3 separate regions of the Mus musculus genome follow, and regions 2 and 3 are each linked to region 1. A link is a loop called in an ENCODE intact Hi-C map of the cell type or tissue named here. Cell type or tissue: left cerebral cortex. All regions are shown on one strand.

The links. Peaks named below come from ENCODE experiments on the same cell type or tissue, not always from the same donor. Only the 100,000 strongest peaks of a DNase experiment are listed, where the experiment ranks them.
Region 2: a loop joins it to region 1, with 2.4 times the contacts of the local background. A loop is called at or near these places in 5 of 42 quality-filtered maps.
Region 3: a loop joins it to region 1, with 4 times the contacts of the local background. A loop is called at or near these places in 9 of 42 quality-filtered maps.

What each region holds. Positions count from the first base shown.
Region 1 is chr9:42,122,378-42,126,377 of GRCm38, forward strand. Sorl1 (sortilin-related receptor, LDLR class A repeats-containing) reads right to left here and starts at 1,920. Exons shown (of 48, transcript NM_011436.4): 1 at 1,452-1,920. The coding sequence starts at 1,736. In left cerebral cortex, a CTCF peak has its summit at 1,744 (motif pointing right); DNase peaks (open chromatin) are centred at 144, 334, 1,055, 1,392 and 2 more places; H3K4me3 peaks cover 2,328 bases; H3K27ac peaks cover 2,192 bases.
Region 2 is chr9:42,178,540-42,182,539 of GRCm38, forward strand. It overlaps 4930546K05Rik (RIKEN cDNA 4930546K05 gene), which reads right to left. Exons shown (of 7, transcript NR_040754.1): 7 at 3,699-4,000. Among named protein-coding and RNA genes, the nearest start is that of Gm36390, 11 kb to the right of the region's middle. In left cerebral cortex, no CTCF peak of the experiment used is centred here; DNase peaks (open chromatin) are centred at 1,676 and 2,805; H3K27ac peaks cover 785 bases.
Region 3 is chr9:42,053,240-42,057,239 of GRCm38, forward strand. The region is part of intron 12 of Sorl1 (sortilin-related receptor, LDLR class A repeats-containing); the gene reads right to left. Among named protein-coding and RNA genes, the nearest start is that of Gm16214, 33 kb to the left of the region's middle. In left cerebral cortex, a CTCF peak has its summit at 1,931; DNase peaks (open chromatin) are centred at 570, 1,701, 1,962 and 2,265; H3K27ac peaks cover 2,226 bases.

The DNA.
Region 1 (4,000 bases):
GGCAAGTGGTCTGGTGGTGGGCAGATGTCAGCTACTCCCACCCACACACAACCGCCCCTCTGTCTTCATAACGATATATACATTTTATTTTAGAAAGGAGATGTTTAGGAAGCACTGAGCAGAGACAAGGTGACCCCCCACCTCCCAGCACCCAAAGGTCAGTGAGACCATGCAGGCAAGAGAACTACAGTGCTCACAGCCCTTTCCTGCGTGACCTTGGACCAGTCATCGCACCTGTCACAGTTTGGGTTTCTTCACTCAAAACGTGACACAATAGGGTGACACAATAGGGTGGCATGTTTTATGAGACGCTTTCTGGCTCCAGGAGTTGATTGCTTAACTCTATGTATGGCCTGAAGGAAGACTTTGCTATAGCCAAAATCAGTGAAGAAAGGCAGAACCCCCAGCTAATCACTTAATTTGTACTTTAGAAAGCAACAGTCGCTCTGGGACATGGTTGTGTTGGTCAGCTCCATCAGGCCCACCATTTCTCTCCCACCGACCTTCTAGTTTTGCTGATGTCAATCTTAACTGAAGGACTGGGAGTCTCTGAGTAGACAATAATACGGGCAAATTGATTCCACCAGCGCTGATACGAAGGGGGACAAATTCAACTTGGCAACCCAGCAGTCAGTGGGGGCCATGAGTGAAATGTGTGTTACTTATGACCTAATAAACCCATTGCCTGGATAGAAATAAATCCTTTAATGAATATTAAGCCCAGCAAATTTCTTGCAGTAGTCTCAAATCCCAAGTGTCATAAGAGATAGTTTCTATCTAAAATAAAGCCATCACCTTGAAGGGCTGGGATGGAAAGGGGACGGATTGATGTGCTGTACTCCCAACGAAGAGAATCCAGCCTTACACGCAGATATTCACGAGCTCACACGCACACATATGTCTACTGGGTACACAAGGGGCATTCGTAGCGCTTTGAGAGTTGCCCACCTTTACTGGGGTTCATGAGAATAAACATGGCATGCCCTCCTCTGCAATTCTGCTTAAGTGCTTTACAACTGCAGGATTCTCGCTCCCGCTGCCAAAGGATGGTACGGGAGTTGGGGTGGAAGGGAGGGGGGTTATGCCCGTTTTTATCCAGATGTAAAATTTATGCTGTACCCCTCAAAATCCTGCCAGAAACTACCCTAGTCTGTCTGCATACAGGCTAGGGAAGAGAGGCTCTGCACCCTTCCAGTTACCTGGAACACATCTGCTAAAATCGACAGAAAGGAGGAAAAAGAAAAAAGATCTATGCGACCAGAGTGCTGACGGCTGTACTCATGTGATGTACAGGGGGAAAGGAGAAGAAAAAGAAATGAAACAAACATGCCAGCCGGGAAGTCCCCAAGCGGAGCCAGCACCTGGGAAGCGACTGCAAAGGATGGGTGCGGGGGTGAGGAAGTGGTGGGAGAGAAAGGGGCTGGAAGGAGGTGGCTTGCAGAAGTGCTCACCTGTCCATACACCTGGATAGGCTGGGGCTGCAGAGCAGCGCTCCGCCGGGTCCTGAGTGGCTTCCTGGCCGCCGGGCTCGCCCCCGGGGCATCCCCGTGCGTTCCTAGCCGGAGATCGCGCGGGTCGCCCTGCACCACGAAGAAGCCCCGGTCCTGGGGCAAGGGCGCCGGGCCACCGTGCAATCTCTGCGTCCAGCCCCCGCCGAGAGCCCCGCGGGGTAGCAGCGCGACCAGGGCGAATAGGAAAGGGAGTCTCGACTCCCTCCTGCTGCTCCGTGTCGCCATGTTCGGGCGAACGCTCCCGCAGGTGGCGCCGCCGCCAGGAGAGAATGTGCAGCGCGCGCCGGGACAGCGCGGGGCCAGGGCCGGGGCCGCGCGCGCCGCTCCCGGGGCTCCAAGCCGCCCGGGCCGCTCCGCTGCGCCCGCCACCGCAGCCACGGCCACCGCCGCCGCCGGGTCCCGCTCGCTCGGCGCCGTGCCGTCACGTGTGAGCTCGCAGCGCGTCCCCCTTCGCGCACTTTCTCCGCTCGCTGCGACTGCGGCCCCGCCCCCTGGGATGGGGAAGTCAAGGCAGGGAGCGCCCGCCTGAGGGCACCGTGGTCCCCTTCGCGCACACCTCGCCCTCCCTACCGCAGTGAAGAGTTGCGTGGGCGCCGTGCTCTATTTCCCCGGGTTGAGTTAGCTACTCCATGGGCTCCTGGGGTACCCTGGTCGCCCCAAACTGCCATCAGTCTCTGCACCTTGTGCAGCCACTCAACCACCTTCCTGGGCCTTGGCCTCATGTTCACCTCCAATGGAAAGCAAACCACAGAACTGGCCCTTAGCACACCAACAAAGTAAGTCAAGATGAACCTGCTGGTTTGTGAAACTTACGTGGTTTCAACTACCAGAAATGCGCTTGAAATGGCTACAGCTCAAACTACCTTTGATCAAGCTGAACTAACTGCCCCTGCGTCCAGCAGAGTATAGCAGACAAACACCCTGCCCAGAAGCAGTAAAACCTAGGCTATACTTGCTCCACCTGGACAACTACACTAGGCATGGCCCAGGGCCCTACCAGCCTCCTGCTTTGGTCCCTTAAGATGTTCCAGCATTGAGCCACTCTCAGAGCTAAGATGTGTGTTTCAACCAAACACCATTAGTTGTAAAGGCTGTAAAGACTGCTCATGTACTGGAGGAATCAGATGCCCAAAGACGGGGTGCACTTTCAATGCACCTTAAAATCAGCTCCAAGAGCCAGATTGTAACCGCTTTTATACATTTTTCCCCCAGCTGGTGGGAGCAGTTAAGTATTAACCTGTATTTCATCCTAGGTCTCTCCAGACTCCAGTCCTGGTTATTGGGATGACTCAAAGCCGTCCATTGGTTTAGAGAAGGGAAGGTGATCTCTCTCGATCTCTCTCTCTCTCTCTCTCTCTCTCTCTCTCTCTCTCTCTCTCTCTCTCTCTCTCACACACACACACACACACACACACACACACACACACACACACACACACACACACACACACACACACACACACCTTTCTGCCACTTCAGCAAGCCCGGAGCTTGGTTCTGTCTCTTGTTTACTTGCCATTCAACTTCAGTCTAGTTAGCCTAATCTAGTTCCTTCGTTCCTCCCTCCCTCCAATCTATACCGCTTTGGGCAACCCGCCAGAACCTGTCATGATCTGAACTGGGTTTGTCCCTGGGTTGAAGTGTATTGCCATTGTGGTGGGTGCCTTTAAGGGTTGATTATGCTATTGAGAGGAACCGGGCCTTTCTCAGTGGAGTAAGTTTGTTCTCCCAAGAACAGTGGGTAGAGCAGTTGAACTTTAGCTCCGCCTAAAGCAGTTCTCATAAAGCAAGGAGCCCTCCTTGTTTTATCTCTAAAACAGCTAGACCTCCTATGAGCTGAAGCAGCATCCGGCTCTTGCTGGAAGCTGAGAAGGTGCCAACGCCATGCTCACAGACTTCCCTCCCAGCCTCTGTAACTATGAGCTCAAAATATGACTATCACCTGTGAAAGAATGCCAGCATCCCTTCATCTCCCTCAACCCGCCCCAGCTGAGGTTCTGCAGCCTCCCACCCTCCCACAACCCTTTCCCTCCCCAACTCAGATGATTGTTGAGCCACCTAACTCACAGCCACTGAACCATCAGCACCTCTGCCATCTTTGACTCCCAGGAGAAGACTAAAGGAACAGCCTACAGTCAGAACACCCTGCATGAGATTTGATCATCGGTTGTTTGTCAGGCTATCTTTAATGAGAACCATCTTCGATGAGTTAGGCTCTCAGCAGAAAACAACCCCAAGCGGCTTCTAGTTGTTGTGTGGAAGACAAAGCGGTCTGCCCCTGTGAACTGCTGGCTTCAGCTTCAGGTGGCAATTTGCGTGGAAGGATTAGTAGGGCAGGACCAGCTACTTGCTCATTTTGATTTGGATTTGTAATTTCAATGCTATAAAACTGGCAAGAATGCTTGAACACGGTTAATTTACTCCTCGAATGCCTTCCTCTCTAATCATTATCTACATTCTAAGCCATTCTTAGGTGGATAGTCGGCTCT
Region 2 (4,000 bases), 56 kb after region 1:
AACATGGAAACAAAAGCAATGGAAGCAAAACTAGGTAACGTCCATGAACCAGGAGTGGTGTCAACACATGTAAACACAGAACTCAGAAGGAGGAAGGAGGAGGAGCGCAAGTTCAAGAGCAATTTGGGTCATATAACAAGAGCCTCAAGACAAAGAAAAGGAAGCCCTCTTCAAACAGACACACAGATCTTCCCCCCACCCTCTATGTCTGTCCCTGTCTCTTCTTTTTCTCCCTCTCCCTCTCCCTCCCTCTCTCTTCCTCTCTCTCCCTCTCTCTCCCTCTCTCTCCCTCTCCCTCCCTCTTTCTCCCTCTCTCTCCCTCTCTCTCCTCTCTCTCCCTCTCTCTCCCTCTCTCTCCCTCTCTCTCCCTCTCCCTTTCTGTGTGCATTTATTTAGTGTATGCACCGGTGCATGTGTGTGTGCATATGCATATGAAGTGGTCAGAGGTCAACATCTAGTGTGTCTTGCTCTATCATTCTCTGCCTTATTTTCCAAGACAAGGTCCCCCTCTAAACCTAGAATTCACCAGTTCGGCTAATCTGGTTTGCTAATTCCCCACTGTGCCTGGCCCTAGCACTGGGGTTGCCTGTGCACGCTGCCATGCCTGGCTCTTTGTCTGGGTGCTGAGGATAAGTGCAGATCCTCAAGCTTGCACAGTGAGCCCTTTGCCTATTGAGCCATATCCCCAGCCCCTCCCACTGCAACCCTCCCCCCAACAAATGGATTCCTAATGGGCCACTCTGGAAGCTGTCTGGGAGTTACCTTGTATACATTTACATAAATTAACGTAAATTTACATGTATATAAATGCTTCCTGCTACTTATTTCCTTTGAGGGCAAGGATTTTCTCTCCTTTAGTTCTCAGTGGGCTTTACACCTGGTGGGTTCTCCATAAGTATCCACAGGCCCTCTGATGCCCTTGGTGCCTTTGCCATCCTAGGTCTAAAGTAGTTTCAAATCCCTTCATTCTTCCACAGAAAGCCTGACATACGTTTTTTTTTTTTTTTTAATGTCCAATCCGAGTCCAGGGAAGCAAATGAAATATTTCAGTTGTGACCTGACCAATCCAGACCCTGGACTATCAGGCTAAAAGTGTTTTATAAAGATTAATGCTACTCTATGGTCACTTAGCACTTATAAAGTTACCCAGTTTTCCTTGGCTTTACCCCTTATTTCTTTATTTTAAACACACAGATATAAGAGTTTTTGTTAGACACTTCTTGTCTGAGAGTTTCTGTCATGGGCTGGAGAGATAGATGGCTTAGTGGTTAAGAGCACTGGCTGTTCTTCTAGAGGACCTGGGTTCAATTCCCAGCTCCTACATGGTAGTGTACAACTACCTATAACTCTGGGGATGTAACACCTTCACAAAGACATACAAGAAAACAAAATACACACCAATGAACAAGAGAGAGAGAGAGAGAGAGAGAGAGAGAGAGAGAGAGAGAGAGAGAGAGAGAGAATGAGAGAGAGAGAGAGAGTTAGTTTTCAGTCTGGAAGTTTCTGTCAATTCTATTTCCTGAGCATAGAATGTGCTCTTTGATGAGTTAAAACTCTGCCTACATAGCTTTAGTGAGGTAGATGGAAGTTGGTTCTTTCCTTGAACAGAAGTTTAAGAGAAGTCTAAGTTTGTAGCTGGCATTGGCCCAAGAATTATAAAGGCACACACTTCTGTTGTTGATCAACACCCAAGAATTGGCCTCAGCTGCCAGGTTCCAAAGACTCATGGTTCCACTTCTCCAAGACAGCAATCGCTTCCTCTAAGAACAGGACTAAGAAGGGAAGTAGTTATGCCATTATCGAGATGCTCCAGGGCAAGGGTGTGCTTGGAAACACAGAACAGTGAGAATCCACTTGAGTTAGCAAGCTCTGTGCATACTTGTGGAAGGAGAAAGAAGTGCCCTAGACTGCTGTGGTAGCAAAGAGGTCAGCTCAGAGCTTTGGAATTTTCCAAAATTCCACTGGACTCCTCCGCTCCTGGAAGAGACAGGTAGAGAGCACGGAGACCAGAAGGGAGAGGCTGAGTAAGCCCCTACTTCCTCATTCCCTAAAGACCAATCAGTTTAAAGGGCGCACTGTTCCACCAAATCATATTGTGATATGCTGATGCTCTATTCCGCCCCTGGAAAACAAATAAAAACTCTCCAAACAGGCCTCTGGGGGTGGCAGCCTTTCCTTAGGGCCTGGGATAACCCCAGTGCACTAGAACAATAAATTCCTCTTGCTTTTTGCATCGATTCTGCATGGTTAATTCAGGGGGTCCCCGGTAAGCTTTACAGTAGTTTGAATGTGGTTGACTCAATGGAAGTGGCACTATTAGGAGGTGTGGCGTTATTGGAGTGGCTTTTGCGTAGTAAGTGTGTCACTGTGTGAGTGAGGGGTCTTTGAGATCTCTATGCTCAAGTTCTATCCAGTATGGAAAGAGAGGTTCCTCCTGGCTGTCTGTAGAAGAGAGTTTCCTTCTGGCTGCCTTTGCATCAAGATGTAGAACACTCAGCTCCTTCTCCAGCACCATGTCTGCCTGGACACTGCCATGCTTTCTGCCATAATGATAATGGACTGAACCTCTGAAGCTGTAAGCCAGCCCAATTAAAGGTTCTCCCCTATGAAAGTTGCCTTGCTCATGGTGTCTCTTCACAGCAATAAAGCCCAAACTAAGACAACTACCTACCTATGATGCTTTCAACAAACATGGTTCTTGGCTCCACAGTGCAATCAACCAATGAGCAGGTGTCCCTGCAGAGTGTAGAGGTTGCAGGTGCAAGTTTGTACCTCTGTCTAATCTTTGGGACTATTTCTTTCTTCTTCCATTCTTCCTTTCAGGATAGACACCGTGGTTTTATTTTTATCCTGACAGCTTTCAGAGCTCACATCCACCTCCAGAGCTTAGTCACATATGTCAAGTCTAGCTGCAAGTGAGGCTGAAAAATTCTTTTTTTTTTTTTTTATGGTGGACATAGTAGGACTCCACAAAGATGTTCATTATCTTGTCCCTGAAGGTCATGACAAAGATACTTTCCAGATGAGGTTAAATTAGGTATTTCAAGAGAAGGGATTTACCCTGCTTTATCTGGGGGGGGGGGGCAATGCATGTGTGAGGGTCCTTCAGAAAGGGATAAAGGAGAGAGGTGAGAGAATGGCTGAAGATGCTTTGTTACTGGTTTTGAAGATGGGGGAGAGGGTAGTAGCCAAAGAGGAAGGTGGCCTCTAGACAAAGCAAGAACACAGAGGGTCTCCTCTAGCCTCCAGAAGACCCTTGTTTATTTCCAGCTTCTCAAAGTATAAAGCAGTAAATTGTGTTGATTTAAGACACTAACTTTGTGTGGTTTGTCACAGCAGCAGCAGGTAACAAATGCATTTATTCTGATTTGTTATTGCTTTTGTTATTCTGCTGCTATGAAAAACTGAACACAATAGACATGAGGAGATAACTAGCATTCCCTATGTTTTAAAATTATTATTGCTGCTATTAATTATTAAATATGTATAGATGTTCTGCCTGAATATGTGTCTGTGTACCATGTCCATGCCTCGGGCCCACAGAGGCCAGAAGACAATGTGAGATGATTTCCCAGAGCTATAGATTGTTGTGAGTCACCATGTGAGTGCTGAGACTTGAACCCAGGTCCTCTGAAGGTGCAGCCAGTGCTTTTAACACCTGAGTCATTCTTCAGCATCTGACACATTTCATTAATTTACTTTGATAGTGGTTTTTATTAATACTTCTAAAGATCACCTCTGCTTTTTCAAATTGCCTGCAAACATTGAACTGAACCCACTGCCGTGGTCTATCTGAATTGAGTTCACCACCCAACTCGATACCTGTAATTATAAGTATCCCTTTCGTTTTTCGTTAAGGGCTTCTATGATTGTCCCTTATATATCAGATATAACAAGATAGCCTTCATCCGTCTGACCTGAGAATTCTTGCTGTGGTGGTTTGAATAAGAATGGCTCCTACAGGCTCATGTATTTGAACGCTTAGTCATCAGGAAGTGGC
Region 3 (4,000 bases), 69 kb before region 1:
CTCCAGGCAGGTTCCTGGTCAAGCATGCTGAATGGATGCAAAAGCAAATCCCTAGCCCCTTGGGCTCTTGTTTGCACACTTCAGACAAGTGGACGCAAAGGCAAACCAAAGCAAAGCAAAGCTTTACCCTTCCTGCTCTGTTTTACTTAACACCGATGATAAAGTCTCAATGGAGAAGGCAAACAGAGGGATCTTAGCTGCTGTACTAATCAGAGAATGAATGCCATGAAATAGTAAATAAACCGCCAAGGAGTGGGGGAAACAAATACCCCAACCTCAGGCCTCTGATTAAAACAAAAGACTCTGCTCTATTTGGCTCTCTTTGCCTACATTACAAATAAAAAGCAAAATGCTTAAAGGTGAGGGACCACATTCTATTCATCTTCAGATACGCAGAACCTCCTGTCCTTCCTTCTCCCACTCTCTCTCCAACTGGCTCCGACGCCCTAGCGTTCCCATGGGCACAGGCAGATCCTGAACCAGGCCCCACTCGCCTCTCCATCACTGGTGTCTAGCACAACATCTGGTTCACTGTAGTTGTTCAACAAATGTTTGTGCAATTGACCTGAAATGATTCCTAGCAGAAATCTGCTCATGTTCCAGTGTGGGCGCTAACTCCCACAAATTATATTACGTCCTCGTATGGAAGATACGGAGGGTGGATCAGATCTTCTCTCTGGCTGCCTGGCTGCACACATTCAGGAAGCCCCCACTGCTCAGGGGTTGTCATTTACACAGAACACAACAGCAGCGGTCTCCCTTGGAGCTGTGTAAATAGCACCCTACCCAGATCCCTTCCCCCTTTTTAAATGGATGTTTAAAAAAAAATGAAAGAAAGAAAAAAGCAATCTCAGATGCCCAAGTATGCGTGACCTATTTATTGATAGATCAAATATTTGCTAAGTGCCTGCTAACTTGTATAGAACAGGAATGCGGGTCTACAAAAGCCTTGCTAATGAGTTGAAGAATCCAGGCATAGAATGAAATGGAGTTAAAACATGAAGTCTGAACACAATCAATCTAAATGAATAGGATACCCCCCAAAATTCTGAGGCTCAAAGGACAGAGAGGTTGCTATGGTCAGGGAGGTCAGAGGCCCAGAGCCTGAAGCCAGTTTTGTCAACATGGCTGGAAAGGCTTTGTGCTCTCATGGTGGAGCCCGTCTCTGAGAGGTGGCCATATCATGAGGGCTCTGACTTTAATCCCCTGATAGGCTCATACCATGGTGACATTATGGGGAGGTGTTGGAGAGTAGTGGGTAGGGCTTAGTTACAGGAAAGAGGTTGTAGAGGGCACGCCCTGAAAGGCTACACCTAGTCAGCAGGCCTACCCTGCTGAGTAGCTCTGCTCAGCCACGTGCTCCCTGACAAGCTAATGCCGCCCAGCTTCCCGAAGGCCATGGAGCAGCCAAGCGGGACTGAATCCTGCGACACTGTGAACTCAAAACGGACTCTCCCAGCTTTGCCCTGTTTCTTTGGTGTATTTCTCACAACCATCAAAAAGCCTAGCACATGGCCTCACTGGAGTCTACAAGGCACAGGGAATGGCTGTTTGTCTTTGGAGACTGTGGACTACCTCCACTCTCCTCCTCTGCCTTTTAGAACAGCGGAAGGAGGAGCAAACACCTCTGAGAACAACACACTTGGTAAACGCCAGGTGGCTGTATGGAACCCTGCCAAGTCTGAGCTGGTTCCTAGGACACATGTACCTGTCAAAAGGAGGCCAGTCTGTATTTACTTGAACTATGTGTTGCAGACACTTCCAAATAGCCCGTGCCCATAGAAGAGCACCACCATGCCCACGAGGTCCACCGCAGACCCCCCAAAGCCATTATGAAATGCCCAGGGAAGGCATTATGGTTTTCCGTCAGCAGGTTTATTTTCCTGGCCGTGTTTTGCTACAGCTAGCGAAGAATGATGCTGAGTTCCCTGGGCACATATGCACCGACAGATGGTGTAAGAGGACTAAAATCACACGCGCTCCTTCAGAGGAGCCAGCTTGGAATGCTAATGTAATCTGTGGAGACGTTAAACAAGGAAAATTGAGAACCGACTCCCAAATCTGAAAACTAAAACTATCCAAAGAATGAAATCTATGCCCAGGACACCAAGCCCCGGATCCTATATGCTTTCCTCACATAGCAGTTTACTAACCACCACAATTACCTCCTCACCTACCTTACAGCCAGAGGGTGAAGCTCTCGTGGGGGTAGGAGGCGACCAGAGCATCCTATTCATCTTTAGACCCACAGTACCTGGCATAAGTACCACTTGCTCAGTGTGTGTGGTGTAAGTTAAATGACTAGACAAGCAAACACCAGCAGATCCGGGGGAAGCAGGCTCTGTGAATATTATCCTCTGAGCAAAAGCTAATCTGAACAGGGATGCGGGTGTCATCTACAGACACAACCTCCCCTGCCTCTAGGCTCTGGGGAAGCAGCTGCCCCATGCCACCCAAGGCCAAGAGCAGCCAAGTGGAAAGCCAAGACCAGACCTTTGCCTCTCTACCTCTTCAAGGCTCAGTACATGCCCAGTTAAGCAAAGTGGGAAACCAGCTGTTAAAATCCCCTTTTCAAAGCACCCACGTCTTGCCCCCGGCCAGTTCTAATGGGAGCAAAAGTAGGGGAAGCCTGCTTCTTCCCACCACACAGTGTGATTACAGAAGCCCTCTCTGCCTCCCGCGATCACCCAGCTAAAGGGTTCAAGCCTAACACGAACAGAGATGAGGGTCAGTCTGTCTTTTCCATCGGTAACTCTGGTTCGATAGCTTCGTGAAGGGAAGCCAAGAAATTATGCTGGATAAAATCAAACCTCGAGGGGAGAAAATCTACAAACTCCCAACACTTTGGTTTTGTTTGTTTGTTTGTTTGTTTTTTCTTAGACATAATCCAAGACTAACTCTCAAAAATGACTCTACAAGCTGATGGTTACTTCTTCCTGAGCCTCAGCTTCTCCGTTTGTAAGATGAAGCATTTAACCCTAGCATCTCTTCCAGTTCCATCTAGGACAACCCCTAAGACTAAATTTAGCACAGCAGAAGTCACCTGGCAAGTGGTGTGCATTCTACAACCACTATTTGCCTGTCGTTAATTTTTGTCATTTTAACTATTAGTTGTCTTATGCACAAACCTTTGGAAACAACACTTTTAAAAGCAAAGACATGTTCAAAACTCTCTAGTTACATGTGATAAGGAAGCAGGAGGAATTGTCTTGGGGAAGGAAGAGAAGCAGGAAGGATGGAGAAGGGGACAGCAGGCAGGGCAGTAGGACGTGGATAGCTGAGTAATAATAATAATAATAATGTCATATATGCTAAAAAGTAAATAAAATTACCATAATGAGTTTCTTTATATGTTAACCTTGAACGAGTAATTAAAAGAAAGATGATAGTTTTTATTCAAAGAAATAAATATTAGTTCACTTGTTTGTTTCTCCCAATGCCCTCTAAAACAGAAGGAAATAGTTATGTCACAGACATAACAAGCTTAAGTGATTTCCAGAGGTCTCAGCTCTCTGACCTGAACGTAGCGCTCCAGAAGCATCCAAAGGTCACCACAGACGACACCAGTGTGAGAGGACAGGTTGATGTCCAAAGAAGAGAAATAAGCCAGGCACAGCAACTGATGCCTGTAATCTTAGTACTTGGGAGGCTGAGGCAGGGGGATTGGCAAATTCTTTTGTTGTTTTTTCTTTGTTTTTCGAGACAGGGTTTCTCTGTGTAGCCCTGGCTGTCCTGGAACTCACTCCATAGACCAGGCTGGCCTCGAACTCAGAAATCTGCCTGCCTCTGCCTCCCAAGTGCTGGGATTAAAGGCACGCGCCAACACTGCCCGGCGGGATTGGCAAATTCTACACCAATTGGAGCTACACTGTTAAGTTTCAAGACAGCATGGGCTACACAGTGAGAGACCTTGGGTTTTTGTTTTTGTTTTTGTTTTTTTAAAGGAAGAAGTAGAGAGAGAAGGGTAGAAAAGATCTCTTTTAAGAAGAAGAGAAGGAGG